2 separate regions of the Homo sapiens genome follow, and region 1 is linked to region 2. The links are chromatin loops, found by intact Hi-C in ENCODE. Cell type or tissue: Caco-2. All regions are shown on one strand. Each heading gives the region's core, and the rest is flanking DNA. Links, peaks and the distances in the headings are about the cores only. Region 1 has its middle 25 kb from the start of CYTL1. Region 2 overlaps STK32B (serine/threonine kinase 32B).

Region 1 (10,825 bases), core at 3,495-5,994, 460 kb after region 2:
GCTCTGGATCAAGTGGACCTAATAGACATCTCCAGAATTTTGCACCCTAAATCAACAGCATATACATTCTCAGCACCATGTAGTACTTATTCTAAATTGACCACATACTTGGAAGTAACACTCCTCAACAAATGCAAAAGAATGAAAATCATAACAAACAGTTTCTCAGATCACAGTGCAATCACATTAGAACTCAGGATTAAGAAACTCACTCAAAACTGCACAACTACATGGAAATTGAACAACCTGCTCCTGAATTACACTTGGGTAAGTAATGGAATTAAGGCAGAAATGAATAAGTTCTTTGAAACCAATGAGAACAAAGAGACAATGTACCAGAATCTCTGGGACACAGCTAACACAGTGTTAAGAGGGAAATTTATAGAATTAATGCCCATGTCAGAAAACTGGAAAGATCTGAAATCGACACCCTAACATCACAATTAAAATAACTAGAGAAGCAAGAGCAAACAAATTCAAAAGCTAGCAGAAGACAAGAAATAACTAAGATCAGAGCAGAACTGGAGGAGATAGAGACACAAAAAACCCTTCAAAAAATCAATGAATCCAGGAACTGTTCTTTTTTAATTAACAAAATAGACTGGTAGCTAGACTAATAAAGAAATAGAGAGAGAAGAATGATATAGACACAATAAAAATGATAAAGGGGATATCACCACTGATCCCACAGAAATACAAACTACCACCAGAGAATTCTATAAACACCTCTATGCAGATAAACTAGAAAATATAGAAGAAATGGATAAATTTCTGGATACATACACCCTCCCAAGACTAAACCAGGAGAAGTTGAATCCATGAATAGACCAATAACAAGTTCTGAAACTGAGGTAGTAATTAATAGCCTACCAACACAAAAAAGCCCAGAACCAGACGGATTCACAGCCAAATTCTACCAGAGGTACAAAGAGGAGCTGGTACCATTCCTTCTGAAACTATTCCAAACAATTGAAAAAGAGGGACTCCTCCCTAACTCATTTTATGAGGCCAGCATCATCCTGATACCAAAACTGGGGAGAGACACAACAAAAAAAGAAAACTTCAGGCCAATATCCCCGATGAAAATTGATGCAAAAATCCTCAATAAAATACTGGCAAACCAAATCCAGCAGTACATCAAAAAGCTTATCCACTACAATCAAGTTGGCTTCATCCCTGGGATGCAAGGCTGGTTCAACATATGCAAATCAATAAATGTAATCCATCAGATAAACAGAACCAATGACAAAAACCACATGATTATCTCAGCAGATGCAGAAAAGGCCTTCGATAAAATTCAACATTCCTTCATTTTAAAAACTCTCAATATACTAGGCATTGATGGAGCATATCTCAAAATAATAAGAGCTATTTATGACAAACCCATAGCCAATATCATACTGAATAGGCCAAAGCTGGAAGCATTCCCTTTGAAAACTGGCGTAAGGATGCCTTCTCTCGCCACTCCTATTCAACATAGTATTGGAAGTTCTGGCCAGGGCAATCAGGCAAGAGAAAGAAATAAAGGGTATTCAAATAGGAAGAGGGGAAGTCAAATCGTTTCTGTTTGCAGATGGCATGATTCTGTATTTAGAAAACCCCATTGTCTCTGCCCCAAAACGGCTTAAGCTGATAAGCAACTTCGGCAAAGTCTCAGGATACAAAATCAATGTGCAAAAATCACAAGCATTCCTATATACCAATAATAGACAAACAGAGAGCCAAATCATGAGTGAACTCCCATTCACAATTGCTACAAAGAGAATAAAATATCTAGGAATACAACTTACAAGGAATGTGAAGGACCTCTTCAAGGAAAACTACAAACCACTGCTCAAGGAAATGAGAGGACACAAACAAATGGAAAAAAAATTCCATGCTTGTGGATAGGAAGAATCAATATCATGAAAATGGCCATACTGCCCAAAGTAACTTATAGATTCAATGCTATTCCCATCAAGCTATCGACTTTCTTCACAGAATTAGAAAAACCTACTTTAAATTTCATATGGAACCCAAAAAGAGCCCATATAGCCAAGACAATCCTAAGCAAAAAGAACAAAGCTGGAGGCATCACACTACCTGACTTCAAACTATACTACAAGGCTACAGTAACCAAAGTAGCATGGTATTGGTACCAAAACAGTCATATAGACAAATGAAACAGAATAGATACCTCAGAAATAACACCTCACACCTACAAGCATCTGATCTTCAACAAACCTGACTAAAACAAGCAATGGGGAAAGGAGTCCCTATTTAATAAATGGTGCTGGGAAAACTGGCTAGCCATATGCAGAAAACTGAAACTGGACACCTTCCTTACACCCTATACAAAAATTAACTTGAGATGGGTTAAGGACTTAAATGTAAAACTAAAAATCATAAAAGCCTTGAAGAAAACCTAGGCAATACCATTCAGGACATAGACATCGGCAAAGACTTCATGACTAAAACACCAAAAGCAATTGCAACAAAAGCCAAAATTGACAAATGGGATCTAATTAAACTAAAGAGCTTCTGGACAGCAACAGAAACTAGCATCATAGTGAAGAGGCAACCTGCAGAATGGGAGAAAAAGTTTGCAATCTACCCATCTGACAAAGGTCTAATATCCAGAGTCTACAAGGAACTTAAACAAATTCACAAGAAAAAAAAAATTCAAAATGTGGGCAAAGGATATGAGCAGGCACTTCTCAAAAGAAGACATTTATGTGACCAAGAAAAATGTGAAGAAAAGCTCATCATCACTGAGAAATGCAAATCAAAACCACAATGAGATACCATCTCAAGCCAGTCAGAATGGCGATTATTAAAAAGTCAGGAAACAATAAATGCTGTTGAGGCTGTGGAGAAATAGGAACACTTTTACACTGCTTGTGGGAGTGTAAACTAGTTCAACCATTGTGGAAGACAGTGTGGTGGTTCCTCAAGGATCTAGAACCAGAAATACCATTTGGCCCGGCAATCCCATTACTTGATATATACCCAAAGGATTATAAATCATTCTACTATAAAGACACATGCACACGTATGTTTATTGCAGTACTATTTTCAATAGCGAAGACTTGGAACCAACCCAAATGCCCATCAATAATAGACTGGATAAAGAAAATGTGGCACATATACACCATGAAATACTAGGCAGACATAAAAAAGAATGAGATCATGTCCTTTGCAGGGACATGGATGAAGCTGGAAGCCATCATCCTCAGCAAACTAACACTGGAACAGAAAACCGAACACCACATGTTCTCACTCATAAGTGGGAGTTGAACAATGAGAACACATGGACACAGGGAGGGGAACATCACACACCGGGGCCTGGGGCCTGTCAGTGGGTGGAGAGCAAGGGGAGGGAGAGCATTAGGACAAAACTGGGTTTAAATTGAACCAGAAGTCTGGGTTTAAATCCTGACGCTGACTCCTCGAAGCATCTCTTGGCTTCAGTTTCCACATCTGTAAAATGGGGTTCATAATAATACCTACTGAATAGAGTTGCGTGAAGAGCCATGTAAGTTATTTCGTGGAGAACATTTGGAGAAGAGGCTGGCACACACCAATGGTTCACCACCGATGGTAGCAACTGTCCTCAGGAGGGTGCCCCCGGGAAGCAGGGAGGCAAGGCTGGCGGCAGACAGATTGAGCCTGAGCAGGGCCTGGACAGGCATTGCCTCTCAGGAAAAGGGTCAGGGAAAATGTGGTATAGCTCAGGGGAAGAGTGAAAGCTTGGCCTGGATACATCGAGCATGAGCATCGACAGCAAAAGCCAGAGGCCCCGAAGCCAGCCAGGCTGTGGAGGGGGAGCCTTGCCAAACGTGATTAATTATAAACAGATTTACGCTTGCAAATGAGGTTCTCTGCTAGCAACTATTTAGGCGGGGATTTTTTACACAAAGCATCAGTGTGACCTCTCTATGTGCATTTCTAAAGTGATTAACGATTCTCCAAGGTCAAGTTGCAGTGGTATGTAGATTCTTAAAAATCGATCTATGCTCGTTAATGCCACCAATAACTGAAGCTGAGAAACTTAACATTGTTTGCCTTTCACAATTATTGCCCTCCAGTCTGGGCATAAAACGTAGGCCAGGACCTGCCAGCAGGCTGCTTCAGCCAGGTTCCTCTCCGACTGTTCGGGGCCCCTGCACCCACCTCTCCTCCACCCAGAGGGACGTTCTCAGGACACTGATCTAACCTGGTGCACCCAGCACACCCAACCCCACAGCCTTCCAGGGTCAGCTGTGCTGACGGAAGTCCCTGGGGTCACAGGAAAGGTCGCCTGGGAGAAGGGCTGGTGTGGGTCTAGCAGCGAGTCCCCGGGGTAACCTAGGCAAACCCCTTCCTCCTTCTCTGCCTGCTTTCCCAGGTGTAAGTAGGGGACCCAGGAGGGGATCATGCTGTGGTTCTCCACGGCCCTGTCCAGCCTCCCTCCTGGGTCCTTTCCCCTGGCTTGGGCAAGGGGTTGGGGTTGGTGGTGCTCACCGATCGTGTTCCTGTCCCTTAAGTTGCAAGGCCCTCAGTGGTGACCTGGGACCAGACGAGGCTGACTGCGGACGTTGTCCCAAACTTCATGCAGAGGGAAAAGCACCGCTGCCCTCTAGCGGCCTTTGGCCAGAATGACCTTGGGCCGAGGTCCTAAAGGGCTGCCTGTGGGGCTCAGTGAAATCCACATTTAACAGCGCTGAGTTCCCACTGCGTGTCAGGACCCAGTGTGCCCAGTGAGGGGCACATGCCTGCCCATGGGAGACTCACTCCTGGAGAGGGATAGGTGCATGGGTTGGGTGGGCGCCACACATAGCGCCTTTTAGCAAAGTGACCTTAACCTTTCTGCATCCCTACTTCATTCATCGTTATAACTGGGCTAAAAATAAAATGACTTCCTTGCAGCAGCTGAGCACCATGACTATGTCCCAGATCCAGCGCCTGCTCGCTGTTCCCACTGCCCCCAGCCTGGACCAAGCCTCCAGCCTCTCTCCCTGTTCTCCCGGCTCCCGCCTTGCGCTGCACCTTTCCTTCTGCACAGGGCAGCCAGGGGACGCACGGAATCCCGCTGCAATCCGACCACGCCATCCTCTGTCCACCACCCTCCAGTGCTTTCCAGCCCACCTGGAGGAAAAGCTGAGTCCCAGCTATGGCCTCTGGGATCCTACAGGATTTTGGGCTGTCACCTCTCAGGTCTCAGGACCTACCTCTCCCCAGCCCACCACAATGCAGCCACACAGCGCCCAGATGCCTGTCCTGGAACGTACAAGCCTTCCCCGGGAGCTCCCTGCCCCCAGGTAGCAGCTCACCTGACGTCCTCAACTTCAGGTTTTCCCTCTGTGTATCCTCCCTGGAATTTCAATTTCAAATTGCAGCTCTCACCTGACAACTCCATCTCCACTTCATTCTTCTCCGCCACACCTGTTGCTATTACAGTCTACAGTTTACTTATTCATTTCACCTAATGGCTGCCTCCCCCAACCAGAATGTCAGCTCCATGGAGACAAGGACTTCTGTCTGTTTCATCCCTGACTGTGCCCTAGCATCTATTATAGTACATAACTCATTGCAGGTGCTCGATAAATATTTGTTAATTAAACAAACACGTGAGTGAACAAGTTTGGATTAGTATCAGCGAGTGAATCTTGGGCGGGGGGGTTGGCAAATGTTATCTCCTAGTATTGTTTCTCTGAGCTAACATCGAATATGAAATGACCAAGGGCGGGTGTCCTCACTGCTGTGGGGCACAGAAATCCCTTTCTCATAGTTTCCTAACCTCAGCAAGGCTCTTGGGGGGTGGGGACGGGCAGGAGGACATAGAAACTGGGATTGGAAATAAATAGGAGTTTTCCCGGGTGAGGCGATGTCCAAGCCAGGAAGCAGCAAGTGTAGAAGTCACAGAAAGGTGCATAGAAAGGGAGCAGGGTCACCAGGGTGGCTGGGACCAAGGGTGTGGGAGTCCAGGGACCCAGGAGAGAAAAGGAGGAGGAAGACAGGTGGTCACTTGGCACACGACTTCGCATTAAAAGCAAGCTCTGCATTGAAAAGCTTGGGTGGGCTGGGTGCGGTGGCTCACACCTGTAATCCCAGCACTTTGGGAGGCTGAGGCGGGTGGATCACGAGGTCAGGAGATGGAGACCATCCTGGCTAACACGATGAGACCCCATCTCTACTAAAAATACAAAAAATTAGCTGGGCATGGTGGCACGTGCCTGTAGTCCCAGCTACTCGGGAGGCTGAGGCAGGACAATCGCTTGAACTCAGGAGGCGGAGGTTGCAGTGAGCCGAGATCACACCACTGAACTCCAGCCTAGCAAGGGAGCGAGACTCTGTCTCAAAAAACAAAAAAAAAAGCTTGGCAGGGCTTAATGTACAGACCACGTGGCGGTAGGTTGGGGTTGGGCAGGAAGGGTTGGAAACCAGGGAGGTGAGTGAGCATTCTTGTGTTCTAGAAAGGTTGCTCTGGTTGCTGTGTGGAGGCTGGAGGATCCAGGGAGCCCCCCAGGAGGCTGCTGCACTAGTCCAGGTGAGAGCCCATGGGCTGTGGGGGGACAGCAGCAGGAGGGCTGAAGAGGAGGTGGCAGGTGGGGGATGGGAAGCCTATGGACCAGAACAATCAGTAGAAGGGCAGGGGAGTGACAGGCATGATTCCTGGATCTTATATGGCCATGACCTGGATGAGTGGAATGGAATCTACCTCCTGTGTCCCTAAATCACTTTTTTCTTCTGGCATTTCCCCATGGTTTTTTGGATTGTTAGCCACAAATATGATTCAAGACCTAGAAAACCTGTTTTATTCCCACTTAAAAATAATTAACAGGGCCTTGCTAATATTGTTGTAAATGCTTTGGATGGTACTGGACCACATCAATAGGAGTAGAGCGGCCAGAATATGGGAGGTGATGCCCCCTGGATACAGCTCACGGCACCTGTCCCAGCGTGCAGTCCAACCCAGAGTGAACACTGATGTGTGTGCCAAGAGGAGGGACCCCCAAACACACACCCAAATAGCCACTAGGAGCGTCAGATGAAGAATCTCGGGGTGCTCACCCTAAAACTAGGAAGACTTGGAACAGATAAAATACCCAAGAGCTGGCCGGGCACGATGGCTTAAGCCTGTAATCCCAGCACTTTGGGAGGCCGAGGCGGGCGGATCATGAGGTCAGGAGATCGAGACCATCCTGGCTAACACGGTGAAACCCCTTCTCTACTAAATATACAAAAAATTAGCCGTGCGTAATGGCGGGCACCTGTAGTCCCAGCTACTCGGGAGGCTGAGGCAGGAGAATGGCGTGAACCCGGGAGGTGGAGCTTGCAGTGAGCTGAGATCACTCCACTGCACTCCAGCCTGGGCGACAGAGTGAGACTCCATCTCGAAAAAAAAAAAAAAAAAAAAAAAAGAAAAGAAAAATACCCAAGAGCTCTGTGGCTGTGTGCCTTGCTTCCATCTGGGGCTGGAGGTGATTATTAGCTTTGTTCCAGTTGGTGCCAAAAAGTAGAATTAAGAGCACGCATGGAGGCCAGGCACAGTGGCACACACTCATAACCCTAGCACTTTGGGAGGCTGAGGCAGGAGGATCTCTTGCGTCCAGGAGTTCAAGACCAGCTTGGGCAGCATGGCAAAACTCTGTCTCTACTAAAAATACAAAAATTAGTCAGGTGTGGTAACACATGCCTGTAATCCCAGCTGAGGTGGGAGGATCGCTTGAGTCTGCAGGACGAGGTTGCAGTGAGTGGTGATGGCACCACTGCACTCCAGCCTGGGCGACAGAGCGAGGCTGGAGTCTGTCTCAAAAAAAAAAAAAAAAGAAAAAAGGAAAAAAAAAACAGCACGCACGGAAGCGAGAGCTGTCCAGGGGTGTCCAGGAATGAAATTGGCTGGCCTGGGCATAGGAGTAAGCCCCTCATCCCAGGAGCCACCAAGGAGAGACAATGTTACCTCTTGGGAAGAAAGTAGAGGGCATATCTGCATTTGAGGTTGGACAAAGTGACCTTTAGTCATCCTCCCAAAACTGCAGATTCACAAATCTGTGAATGAAATGTCCCGAGAAGGGAGCCGTGAGAAGGCCCTGAGAAGCAGCCACCCGCCCCTGCCCGGATTCCCACTCCCGTCAGGAGACACCTAAACCGAGAGAGCCAGCAGGCTTGAGGAGCCCGTGTCCACTGCCCCACTCCACAGACGGGAGCACAGAGAGTGGAGGCAGGATGGACTCACACAGCCTCACATATCTCACTCCTGCTCACTCCTGCCCAGTGGGCCGAATTCAAGACCCCTAAACGCCTCCGCTCACTCTGTTTCCTTATATTTCACTTGTGATTTTTTAAAAGGTCAGTTTATTTCCTATGATCTGCAAGAAGGCAACTGGTATGTGAAAGGGTGAGTGTGGGTGGCTGTTTCCAGTTAAACAAGAGAAAGTTTTTCTAACTGTGTCAAAACTGTGGAGGAGAGACTGGCTAGGCTTCATTAGGATCAGCCCGCGGCGCCCAGGCGCGGCTTAGTCACTGTGGCTTCCTCACTCCTCAACACTTAACCAGCATCTTTGGTCCCCCACCCCCAACCCTGACAAATCTTTAGGCTCTGCCTGGGGCTTGGTGGCAGCCGTCCGAGGTTCTCCAGCCCTTGACAAAGGTCAGTCTGTAGGCCCATCACAGCCAGAGAGCATGGAGGCTGTGCTCGGGCCCTGCTGACTCATGTGGCTGACAGCCAGCGATCCAAGGCTCCACGGGCACTGCTTTGCATCACAGGGTGTCAAGCCAGTGGCAGGGACCCACCCAGGCCAGCCAGTCTCCACTCCCAAATCCAACCCAACCCCGCCCTGCTGCAGGGCTCTCAGCCTTGGGCACTGGGGGCGTCTGGGGCCACCTAGTCCTTTGTCGGTGGTGGGGCTTTGCACTGTGGGGTGTTTAGCCACAGACCCGGCCTCCACCCACAGGATGTCAGCAGCATCACCAGATGATGGCCCAGTCATGACAGCCAAAAACGCCCCAGACATGGCCAAATCAGGGCCCAAATCAGCCCTGTGTTGAGAAGCTCTGAGCTACAGCCAACAGCATCCTCCCTCTTTGTCTTGTTTCCAAAATATTCTTGTGAGGTTCTACAGGAAAAAAGAAAAAAAATGCCTAAGTTTTTATGTCGGGATGTGGACAAGAATGGGAGGCCACAAGCCCTGGCTTGACCCCATGGAGGTCGAGGGTGTTTTACACAGGGCCATCACACATGGACATCACCTTGCTGGCACCTAGAGGCATTGACTGTGCCATCCCTAACCCAATCCAGCCCTCTCCTATCATGGAGGAAGAAAGTGCAGCCCAGAGAGGTTAAGCAACCAGCTGGAAGTCACACAGCAGGCTTAGTCATCTAACCCCCTATCCAGTGCTCTTTCACCACCCTACACCAAGCCTGGATCCAGCCAGCACTCACCAGGAGGCTAAAACTTTGCGGAGGCAAAACATCCCCTTCCAACAGGAACTCAAGACAAGGGCAGAACCTCATTTTCATGTTACAATGCTGTGAAAATGTGCAAAGTAAAATGTGGTAAAAACATGGGTTGGGGCCAAAGCGGTGGAATGAGAAAATACTGCTTGCCATGTGAGCCGGCTAATAAAAGGAAGAGCCCAGAATTGTTTGTTGCGATTATAAGGGTCATTTTTTCCCCCTATAAAAAAGAGTAATTTTCATTTACAGGGACCCCGGGCAATTTTCCATCTAATTTGATGTTTTATAATGTCTGCAGAGCCACACAACCTCAGTAGGCTGTGGGGGCCATAGACGTTTTATTTTCAGATGTTCAAGGTTATTGGTTCATCAAGAGCAAAGGGAAAATGTGACCCGGTTTTCATGAGTCCTGTTAAGAAAGAGGGCAGGGGATGGTCTGGGTGGGTGGAAATGAATTTGCTGTGAAGCCCCCAACCCTCAGTTGAGTGCCACCCCCACTCCATTAGCACCCAGAACACCAGGCTGGTAAGGCTGGGGCAGAGTCATTGCCCCAGGTGAGGAAGCTGAAGACGACACCCTGCCTCCAGTCCAGAGCACTGCGCCACCCGGCTGACCTGCCTGCACATACATGGCCCACCCGGTTCTCCTGTTAGGAGTTTTATGTATGTTTCTCGTTTAATCATCACAGAGGCCCATGGAGTGTGGGGACTGTTATTATCTCTGGTTTACAGATGAGGAAACTGGGCTTAGAGAACTTAGCTACTGGCTTGAGGCCGCCCGAACAGGAGCTAAGAGTTCTAAATCTAACTACTCTTTCTACACCGTGGCATAATCCTCTCACCGCCACTGTCATACTAGATCCTTCCTGCTCACCCAGGCCCCACCTCTTTTGGCTTCACAAGATGGGTGCATGGTAGGGGGTGTGGGATACAGAGGGTGAAGGAGACGCAGTCTTTACCCTTAGTGCTTACAGGATCGTTGGAGACTTGAGACAGCCATCCAAAACCAATCCCAATGCACAGTGCATCATGCAGGGCCTCAGTTTCCTTTTCTGTAAAATGGGCATGACACCACTGATTTGACGGCAAGGTTAGGAGGCTTCGATGAGATAACACCATTGGGAAAAAACTTGGTCTTGATAACAAGGATTGCTCCTGTCTTGCTGAGACAGCAAAAGAAAGAAGGAATTATGGGAGTAAGGACTAGAGACGGAAGGTGAGAAAAGACGGAGCGAGGAGGAATCAGGAATGGAAGCAGAGAAGCACAAGGACAGCTGAGAGAAGAGCACAAGGTAGGGTGCCCATGGCTGGGCTTTTACTGCGCACTCAGTGTGTACCAGGCCTCGGGCTGGGTGCTTTACGTGCATAAAGCCATTCAATTTCCAACAGGGAGAGTGGAGGCGATTAT
Region 2 (10,825 bases), core at 3,344-5,843:
ACAAGCACACACTTAGGCCTTCTAGTGCCTTCTATTGTCACCCATTGTTCTGGGGTCTGGCTCAGGCAGAGAGAGGTCAGCCAACACTTCGCGGCCCTCACCCTCCGAAGCTCCCAGCAGGATGGCAGGCGCACTGCGACAGAGTGTTCTCACCACTGATGTATCCCTAGGCACTCGTGCAGAGGGTTGCAGGAGAGGCTGAGGCCTGCTCTGTGCAGGGAGGTGGTGGCGCTGGCTGGGAATGTCCCAGAGGAGGCCAAGCTTGGGCTTGTCTTTCCTTCAGAAGGTGACATAACTTGCCTGTCCCCTGCAAATCTCATGTTGAGATGTAATTCCCAGTTTGGGAGGTGGGGCCTGGTGGGAGGTGTTTGGTTCATGGGGACGGATCCCTCATGGCTAGGTGCTGTCCTCACAATAGTGAGTGAGCTCTGGTGAGACATCTGGTAGTTTAAGAGCGTGTGGCACCCCCCACCCCCACTGCTGTTCCTGCTCCTGCCACGTGACACACCTGCTCTTGCTTCACCTTCCGCCCTGACTGGAAGCTCCCTGATGCCTCCCCAGAAGCAAAGCTGATGCAGGTGCCATGCTTCCTGTACAGCCCGCAGGACTGTAAGCCAGTTAAGCCTCTCTTCTTTATAAATTACCCAACCTCAGTTATTCCTTTATAGCAATGCAAGAATGGCCTAATACAGAAGGCTTCTGCTGAGACTGGCAACTGGGCCAGTCCTTGCTTTATGCTGTCTTGAAGGAGGGGTAGGAGACTGCCTTGTGGACAAGGAGAGGAAGGGATCCCCGGAAGAGAAAGCGGCCTGTGCAAGGTTCCAGCTAGGAGACAGCACAGCCAGAGGGGAGGCTACAGACCTGTGGGTGGGGCTGAGGCTCACTGCCCTGTAGGTGGGCATGTGGTAGGGGGCTTGCTTGTGTGTGTGTGTGTTTGTATGGGAGTGTGCATGTGTGTGAAGGTGTGTGTGGGTGAGTATATATGTGAATGCATGTGCTTGTGTAGGATGAGTAGGTATGTGTGTGAGACTGTGTGTGGGGGCACGTGTGCATATGTGTGTGGGGGAATGAGTGTGCATGTGTGTCTATGTGTGAGTGTGACTGAGTGTGTGAGTGTGCATCAGTGTGTGGGTGTGTGCAGGAGAGGGGCTGAGGAGGAGCAGCAGGCCAGGGTGCTGCAAAGGCAGGCACCTGCCAACAGGCTCAGGCACACAATATGGCAAAGCCACAGGCTGACCCCAGATGCCCCCCAGGGCATCCCAGCACACAGCCTCAGGGAAGGCTCAGACAGCACTCGAGGAAGTGCTAATTAGGCAATTTGTGCCTGATGTGCAGGACTGCATCGAGATTCTTAGCCTTCGCCAGTCTCACCCTGAGTTTGGCAGATCAGAGCCTGTGAAGAAGGCGGGCATATTTCTCTGGACTGTCCAAAATGTGCATTAGGAAGGAAGTCAGCCACGGGAATGCGCGCAGAGCAGAGGCTTTGGAAGCCTCCGGGCTCTACTCCCCAGGCTCTGTGAGGGTCCTGGTTTCTCATCGGATCTGTGAAGAACTAGGGTGCAGCCGCCTGAGGTCACAGAGACGGCAGAAGAGACCCAAACCTTTACTCCCGGCTCAGCAGAGCCTGCGGGTCTCCTTCCGAGGGCCCTGCCCTGTGGTTTATTTTCTGTCTTTGTAGGTTTATTGGCTTATGGCTCCACAAAACCCTACCCTTGTGGTTGTCAACTGGGAACAACTTTATCCTCAGGGGATGCTTGGCAATGTCTGGAGACATTTTTGTTTGCACAACAGAGGGGATGCTACTGGCATCTCATGAGTACAGTCCCGGGGTGCTGCTCAACACTGTACAAGGCAAAGGACAGTCCCCCATCCCAGAGTGGTCCCTCCCCAAAGGTCGACCCGCAGTGGGGGCTGTGCACTGTTGTCTGTAAGCTCCCTGGCAGCCCTGGGGCTGTTTTCTTCCCAGGGGTCCAGCTCCTGTGCAGCACAGTGCTGGTGGGTGTAGGTGTTTGGGGGACACAGATGGTGACAGTAAGGTCTGTGCTTTTCACTTTCTCATTGGCCAGCGGAATAGGGTGGGAAATGGGATGCAGACTGCCTGCCCCCAGCATTGAGCCATTGCCCCCGCAGCTGCCCCTGCCGGCCCCAAGGCACACTTGCACACCACACACACACACAGATGCACACACACACACAGATGCACAGGCACACACAGACATATAGGCACACACACAGGCACACGGACACATATAGACATACAGACACACAGACACACAAGCAGGTACACACACACAGACACATACACACACACACATACAGACACAAAAACAGAGGCACACACACGCAGATACACAGGCACACATAGACATATAGGCACACACACCACGGGCATGCACACAGACATACAGACGTACAGACACACAGACACATGGGTACACACAAATGCACTGGCATGCACACACAGATGCACAGGCATACACACAGACACACTTCCACACATACCCACACAGGCACACAGAGCTCCCAGTTGGCCAAGTGAAACCCTAAAATAATTATATTGGGAGAACAGCAGAGAGCTCTACCTGAACAGCCACTCTATGCTAAGCCTGCCCTGGACACTTTGTCCCCATGGCCTGTTCCCACAGCAGTCCGAGGGGTGTCTGAAGAGCCAGGGAGCTTTCTGAACTCAGAGGCAGCACCATGTCCACTCTGGGGTCAAGGAAGCCTTCCAGCCGGGCAGATTCCCTAAGGTTAGGCAGGTCTGGGCGGGCAGAAGGAGGTCCAGGCAGTGGGAACGGCACATGGCCAGGCCTGGAAGAATGAAGGACGAAGCCCTGTGCGACCTGCCATTCCATAGCCTGTCTGGAGCCCTGCCTGCGAGGGAAGTGGGGAGAAAGGTGGGCTCAGGGGAGAGCAGGGCCAGCCCTGGACCAGGTGAACTGGCTAAGCAGGTGGGGATGCAACGCTGCTCACAGGGAGAGGACGGGAACAGATGAGCATCAGCCAGGCTTGGCTTCGGTTGGATTCAGTGGTGAACACTGGGCAGGCTGGGGAGGGTCTGTGTTCAGAAACGTGCGTGTGCGCTGCTACCACGGTTTGTGAAAAAGGTCTGGAAGCCTGGCACTCTTGGAGAAACTGATGTGGGGAGACATTATTTTTGCACCAAAAGGAGTGACGGAAGTCTTTAAAATAATCTGACATGAAACACTAGCCAGGGACGTCTGAGGCTCCCCAGGAACCAGCCTAGAAATCTCTTGCCTTCCAGGCTGGAGTCTCCACCTCCATTCACATAATACGGGGCTGGAACAGGCAACAACAAAGAGCAAATGTTGTCTCTTTCCTGCTCACACCACTGCTACCGGGCAGGGCAAGGACAGGTGAGCGGGTGGGGTGTGCTCTCCTAGGTCACAGATGGCAGAGGTGGCTGAACTGGAATGTCACCCAGGATTTCCATCCCAATTGTCACTATTCCTCAGGTGCTCTCTGCAATTCCCTCTAGGAGAAATGCAACTGCTCAACAGGAAGGGACCACAGGAGGCTTCCAGGCAGGTCCAAACTTTCAGCGTCTGTCCTGGAGGACCCAGGAGCCTCCAGCTCCTGCCAGAACCCTCCTTTAAAATGTAAATCCAATGCTTTCACTTCCCTGCCTTAAACACTCCAGTTTCTGGGGGACAAAACCTAAAACTTTGACCGTGGCCTCTGGAAGCCTTTTTGGTGTGGCATGTGTTCCCTCCTGGCCCCATTTCCTATTATATTCCCTCTGGTTTATTCCCTTAAATGCTATAAAATTGTTCTTTGAAACCCAGGCTTTCTGCTGCCTTCAAGAGTGTGATCTTGTCGATCCCTTTGCCTGGAAGGCTCAGTGCCCATCCCTGCAGTCCTGGTTCCCTCACTTTACCTCTAGGTCTCTGCCGACCCTTCCTAAAAGAAGCCCCTGCCTCTGCCCCTCCCATCCCACCTCTCCCTCTTCCGAGCTTGTGCAACAAGTGCTGACTGCCCTGTCGGGGTAGGTCATTGCCTGTCTTCCTCTACTCGGCAGTCAGCTCTGTGGAGGCAGAAGGGTAGATCAGCCTGCTATCCCCACACCTGGACCTGAGCACCTGGAGGTGGGATTCAGTGACAGAGAGAAGGCTTGGCACCCCCAAAGGACCTACCACAAGGAGGGAAGCTGTACGGCTGGGACCCTGGAAATCAGGCCCAAGTTCACCCTGAATTCCAGCAAGACATAAGCCCTTGGTGCTCAGGTGGAAGTGGCCAGCAGAGGGCTCACTAGCCAGCTGCCAAAGTCTTGCTTTGCACCAAGGCGGGGACCCTGCAGAGGGGTGGCATGACATCAGGTGGGACTTCCACTCACATTGGGCACAAAGCCGGGCATCAGTGCCTTCTTGAACACCGCGTCCCAGTTCATGTCGGCCAAGTAGGGCACGCTCTGTATGTCATGAAGGCTGGACACGCGGCTCTCAGGATCCTTGGTCAGGAGCTGCAGTTAGAGGGCAAATGAGTTTCCATGAATTGGGCATCCCTCAAGGTTAGCGGGGACTCTGAAGGAGGGGGTCTCAGGGCAATTAATGTGCCTCTGCTCTTCACGCTCTATTGATGTTGTGCCCCGTCTGGGTCACTGTTGTTGGAAGCGCCATCTGCACTCATCTCTTTATAGCCAGGGAGAAACTGAGAGGTCAGGCTGCTTCTGCAAGGTCATCCAGTGAGGGACTGTTAGGGCAGGGACCAGACTTTCAGCCCCCATGTTTCTTTCTGGGACTGGAGCCTGTAACAGGCTGCCTCTCTGATGTCTGGAGAAGCATCCAATTACAAATAGAAAGAATTAGCTGCCTCATCTTAGGATTTCCAACTTGGTAATGGGAGGCACCAAATTGTAATAAAATTTATACCTGGACAGCTACGAGGTGATCTCTGTGACCTAATGAAGTGGCCTCATTTGTAGCCAAGGGGACACTTTTTAGCTTCTCTTCTAATTGAGTTTCAGCTAATAAGGAGTGAGGTAGCATAAGAACAGCTGAAGACTATGACCTGGCATCCCAGCGGGCCTCCCAACTTGCCAAAACCCTGTAGCTTATCTACTGAAAAGGCACAGGGGCCAAGAATGAAAAGACAGAGGCCTGGCCCCGGGACTGTCATTTAACAGCTGTGACCTTGGGCGAGCTGCTGGGTGCCCTGGGCTCATTGCCTCCCTGAAAGCAGGGGGAATAATGGAGACTTCTCCACTTCCAGCTCATGGTAGGATGAGACCAAATGGGACTGGTAAGGACCTGGCACATACTTAGAAAGGTGGGGGGGGGGGGCACACCAGGGTCCACAGGTGGAGCTGGAAGTCAGAGCCCCCTGCCAGTTCACACACACCTGTCACTGCAGAAATCTCCCACCTATGCCCATTGAGTGGCTGCAGTCACAGCCCACAGGGATAGCTAGCAGGGGTTGCATCTGCTGATCATGGCTGCCACTCTTTAGGGGCTGTCCCAAAACAGTGGGTGCCAACTTAAGCAGGTTCCACTTCAATACCATGTGGAAGTTCACTGTTCAGGGCAGCTGTTCTGAAAACATGCTGATGTCCAGACCTGAGGGCCAGATTCTGAGTCACTTGGGTGGGCTGGGAGGTGCAGGCATTGGTGGTATGTAAGGCTTCCACATGGTTCTAATGAGCAGTCAGGGTTAAGAGACACTGACTTATAAGAACCAGGTGACGGGATGCGAGAGTGATCTGGCTGCGACACCTGTCATGCCATTGATTGCCAGGGTTGCTTCGGCTAATCTGGCTGGCTAGGCAGGTGTCCCCTTGCTCTCTCACGACTCCATGTGCATCCCTCCGAAAGCTGTGCACCCAGTCAAAGAGGATGACCATCCCCAATAGAGGAGGATCGGTCTTCGGTCAAGGGTATATGAGTAGCTGTGCTGCCCTGCTAGAGCCTCCAAACAAGCTCTCAAGAACCAGGTGGTGGATTTCCTTTAAAGTAATTTAACAGATTAATAATTCAACAAGCCATTATAGCCATGTAGGGATTAAAAGCTGGGACCTGAAGTTAGGAGAGTTTGGATCAAAATCCTGCTTCTGCCTTTTAATAGCTCTGTGGCATTGGTTGAATGATTTTGGTTTCCTATGCCTCAGCTTTCTCATCTCTGGTACTGGGATAGTGACACTTTCCCTGCTCACAGGGCTTGGGAGGAGTAAGGGAGAAGAGCCATCGTATGGCCCAGAACGCAGGACCCTAAACAGTGCTGGCTGCTATTGTCATCATTCCTTTAAAAACAACTGGGTGCCAACCTCACACAAGACTCAGCTCCATGCAAGACTCAGCTCCATGCATCGTGGAGGATGTGAAGGGAGCCTTAAAGGCAGGGCACCAAGATCTCCCGCCCATGTCGGACTGGAGTGCACACCAGAACCACCTGGAGAGCTCATGGAGACACAGACAGTGGGGCCCACCCCAGGTGTCTGATTCAGGTCTGGGTGGAGCCTGAGGATGTGCGTTTCTAACAGGCTCCCACATGACACTGATGCTGGCTGGTCCTAGGCCCATACCTTGGGAACCACTGCTTTAGTCTAATAGCAACAGTTCCTGCAGAAAGTCAAGGAGATTGATTCCTTCCTTCCTTCCTTCTTTCCTTTCCTTCCTTCCTTCCTTCCTTCCCTCCCTCCCTCCTTCCTTCCTCTCTCCCTCCATCCCTCCCTCCCTCCCTTCCGCCTCGCCTCGCTTCTTTCAGAGTTTTGCTCTTGTTGCCCAGGCTGGAGTGCAATGGTGCGATCTTGGCTCACCACAACCTCCACCTCCCAGGTTCAAGTGATTCACCTGCCTCAGCCTCCAAGTAGCTGGGATTACAGGCATGTGCCACCTACTTTTGTAGGTGGCTACTTTTGTATTTTTAGAGAGACGGGGTTTCTCCATGCTGGCCAGGCTGGTCTCGAACTCCTGACCTCATGTGATCCACCCACCTCAGCCTCCCAAAGTGCTGGAATTACAGGCGTGAGACACTGCGCCCAGCCGAGATACCCAATTTCTTAAAGGTCATTGAGTGAAAAGACCATGTGCAGCAGATTTAAAAAACCCACATGCAGGCTGGGCACGGTGGCTCACGCCTGTAATCCCAGCACTTTGGGAGGCCGAGGCTGGCGGATCACAAGGTCAGGAGATTGAGACCATCCTGGCTAACATGGTGAAACCCCGTCTCTACTAAAAATACAAAAAATTAGCCGGGCGTGTTGGCGGGTGCCTGTAGTCCCAGCTACTCAGGAGGCTGAGGCAGGAAAATGGCGTGAACCCGGGAGGCGGAGCTTGCAGTGAGTCGAGACTGCGCCACTGCACTCCAGCCTGGGCGACAGAGTGAGACTCCGTATATTAAAAAAAAAAAAAAAAAAAGAAAAAAAAAACCCCACATGCATTATTTCCGTTTATTAGGAGCTCGTAGCAGAGTGACAAGAGCCTAGGGGCTTGCGGTCAGAGCCGCCACAGTCCTCCGAGGTGTGCTGATCTGCACGCACCCCCATAACAGCGTTTATTCCACGGCATTTGGCATTTGAGCGCAGCTGATTTGATCATCTCTACCCCGAGTATGCCATTTGTATTCTCACCCCTTCGTTTGCTGATATGGCTGTTTCTACACTCACCGTAGCTCCCTGGCGGGGCAGGCTGGAAGCTGCCCCCTTACCTTCCTCAGCAGGGCCACCATCCCCTTGCACCACGTGGAGGAGTAGTGGACACGCTCCACCTTGAACATGTTGAGGATTTCATCGATGGGCGTGACCGAGTGGATTTCGTACGGCCTCTGCAATCAAAGAACAACAGCCAGAATCAGAGAGAGAGCCATTGGAAGGCACCGTCCGCATTTTAAGATTGTATGATTATGAGGGATGGTTTATTCTTCCTCTTCAAGTAACAGTGGGTGCTTCTCTTTCACGGCAGAGCAGGTGGCCCGAACCCAAGTGCCAACAGTAACCAGGCCCAGGGGGCAGTGCAGGACCTGGCAGGTGGGTGCTGCTGCTGTGGCCACAGCATGTTAGGGGTGGCTCACCGAGGTCACACAGCCCACAAATGCCAGAGGCAGGACTCACTGTCAGCAGCTTAACACCAGAGTCCCTGCTCCAGTCACAGGCTTGCGGGCTGACTCTTGCCGTCCACCAGGCACCCACGGACACCTCCAGTCATAGCCCCCACTTGCTGGGCCTTGGCCGCCACTTTCCCTGTCCGGGCCGAACTGGCCCATGGGGTGGACAGAGCTGAGATGGCCAGTGTCTGGGTGTGGTTGGGCTGAGGGATGGGAGGACCCCAGCCTCGTCCCCTGACTTCTCACCTGTCCTCCCCTCCCTACAGTGAGGATGTGTAAGCTCTGCTCTCCCCCAGTTTCTGAACTTGGTAGAAAATGAAGCCTCCTGACCATGTTTTCTCAACATTGCCATGTGCAGTTTCTTGCTTCTAAGCCCCTCTCAAAGCTTGGGAAGATTTTCTTGACTGTGACCCTGGGGACAAGGCTTGGAGTGCTTCTGAGCAGCAGTGCACTCCCGGTCCCCGCTCCCCCTGCCCCAACCCCCATGAACATTATCTCCCAGAGCCTCTCCAGCTGAACTGCGGTCCAAGATGTTTTCAGGTTGGTATCATGGCCACATGTCTTGGGATGACAAAAACAACAGTTTCCCTGGCACGTGTGGTGGTACAACAAACTGATCCTGGAGAAATCTGAGCGATGAATTCGTGATTAACCCATATGAAGTTGACTGCCATTAATATGTGCCAGTAAAATTAGTGCTGTCTGTCTCCTCCACGAAGCTGTGGGCTGCTCAAAGGGGGAATTTGACCACGCTCATTTCTGTGTTCTCGGGGCCCCAGTAGTGTCTGTCATCGAGCAGGGTCCCAGAGCATGGCGACAGTGAACGTCTCAGTCCCTCCGCAGGTGCTGAGCGAACGCTGACCCTGAGTCAGACGCCATACTGGGATCCCACTGCCACCTTGGTCCCTGGGTTTGGGGTTTCCAGGTACACACTGTGAAAAAACACTCACTTGTACTGGCTGCACCTTGAGTTCTTGCTTCGGAAAAGTTCCAAGAAGCCCAGCCCTGCAAACCAGTAGGATCTGGAGATGCCAGAGTTGGGAATGAACTCCCCTTATCTCCATGCTGAAAACCCCGCCAGGGGAGGAGCTGATTTCCTATGCATGCGGCATATGTAGAAGCATGATCCGCTTGCACTGACCTTACTGGCCACCCTCCCAGGTTGTGGTCATTGGACTGTCACCACCACGTGATCGAGCCTACATGTTGTGTGGGTAACACTGCGGCACTTAAGGTCCTGGCTCCAACCTCATGGAACGGCAATTCCCACAGGGCTGCTGCAGACAGAAGGCGCCCGCCCAAAGGGGCGAGGGGTCCCGATCCTTGGTAGGGCTACAGTTCCCTGGAGTGAAGGGACACCTTTATCTTTACCAAACAGGAGGCCCTGGAGAAGATGTTGGCCCTCAGGGGTGCGCCTCTGCCCCCTCAGATGTGCACACCCAGAAGGGAGCTTTTTTTCCTGAGTGGCACCTTCTCTCTTATCTGTTAATTGAGTGAGGACCTGTCCATTTCACCGTATAATAGGCAGAGCAAAACCAAAACCCGTGGGCTCTCTAGAAAGTCTAGTTAACTTGATACACTAACACTTAAAAAATCTTTCTTCAATTTTTTTTAATCTAATGGGAAAGTTACTTCCATGAACGAGCATTTTCTGCCCATCATTGCGTGTGTGAGATCCCTTCGCACTTCACCAGAAACAACTACCATAGTTAGAATGATGAGAGCCGATCTTAACTGAAAATGCCCCTTACGTGACACAAAGCTCATAGAATCTTTATGAGCTGGTGACTGTTAACATGACCATTTCACAGAAGACAAAACCGAGGCACTATATCCTGGAGCTGGGCACTGAGGTGAAAGGCCAGGCAGTGTGAATTGCCAAGGCTCACCTCTGACCACTGCTGCTACAGGGGAAATTGTGTCCCCCAAATTCATATGCTAAAGTCCTAGCCCCCAGGACCTCAGAATGTGACCTTATTTGGACATAGGCTCTTTCTAGAAGTAATCCAATCGAGTCATTAGAGTTGGTCCTAATTCTACGTGACCTGAGTCCGTATAAAAGGGGGACTTTATGGCACAGAAAGACACATAGAGGAAAGACGATGTGAACAAGACAGCCATCCACAAGCCAAGCAGAGAGGCCTGGAATAGGTCCTTCCCTCAGCCTCAGGAGGAACAAGCCCTGCCAACCACTTCATCTCAGACTTCTGGCCTTCAGAACTGTGAGAGAATAATTTCTGTTTAAGCCACCCAGTGTGTGGATCTTAGTTACGGCCATCACAGGTAATGAACAGCAGCCCTACAGAGCTCTCACTCCAGGAGGTGGCTGACTTTGACTCTGCTCCTGTGATGAACTGGTGACCTCTGTAGATGGGGCCCGGCATGAGCGGGACAGACATGGTCCCTCCTGCACTGAGCTCACTGTCTTGGAGAGAGATGGGCAATAAAGAGAGGTCGGGGGTGGAATGAGTGCTGGGGAGGGAATCTATGGGGCTGCTGGGCATGTTTGCGGAAGGGCAGTTCTCTATAATTTCCACAGGGGCAGGGACAGGAGACCCAGAGCTCAGGGCTACCACTGGGAGATGAGCTGGGGCTGAGTTCAGTTTTGGACTTCTTTTTTTTTAGATGGAGTTTCACTCTTGTCGCCTAGACTGGAGTGCAATGGTATGATCTCGGCTCACTGCAACCTCCACCTGCCAGGTTCAAGCGATTCTCCTGCCTCAGTCTCCCAAGTAGCTGGGATTACAGGCACGCGTCACCATGCCCCACT

What was found. Peaks named below come from ENCODE experiments on the same cell type or tissue, not always from the same donor. Only the 100,000 strongest peaks of a DNase experiment are listed, where the experiment ranks them.
Region 1: it touches region 2 in a loop (20-fold over the local background); 9 of 110 quality-filtered maps call a loop at or near these places.

Annotation. Positions count from the first base shown.
Region 1 is chr4:4,989,069-4,999,893 of GRCh38, reverse strand. No RefSeq gene overlaps it. Among named protein-coding and RNA genes, the nearest start is that of CYTL1, 25 kb to the left of the region's middle. RefSeq lists an enhancer at 4,415-4,564. In Caco-2, for the core only: a CTCF peak has its summit at 4,597 (motif pointing left); a DNase peak (open chromatin) is centred at 4,573.
Region 2 is chr4:5,453,758-5,464,582 of GRCh38, reverse strand. STK32B (serine/threonine kinase 32B) reads right to left here. Exons shown (of 12, transcript NM_018401.3): 8 at 7,660-7,776; 9 at 4,355-4,480. It also overlaps the pseudogene RN7SKP275. Among named protein-coding and RNA genes, the nearest start is that of LINC01587, 65 kb to the left of the region's middle. In Caco-2, for the core only: no CTCF peak of the experiment used is centred there; a DNase peak (open chromatin) is centred at 4,285.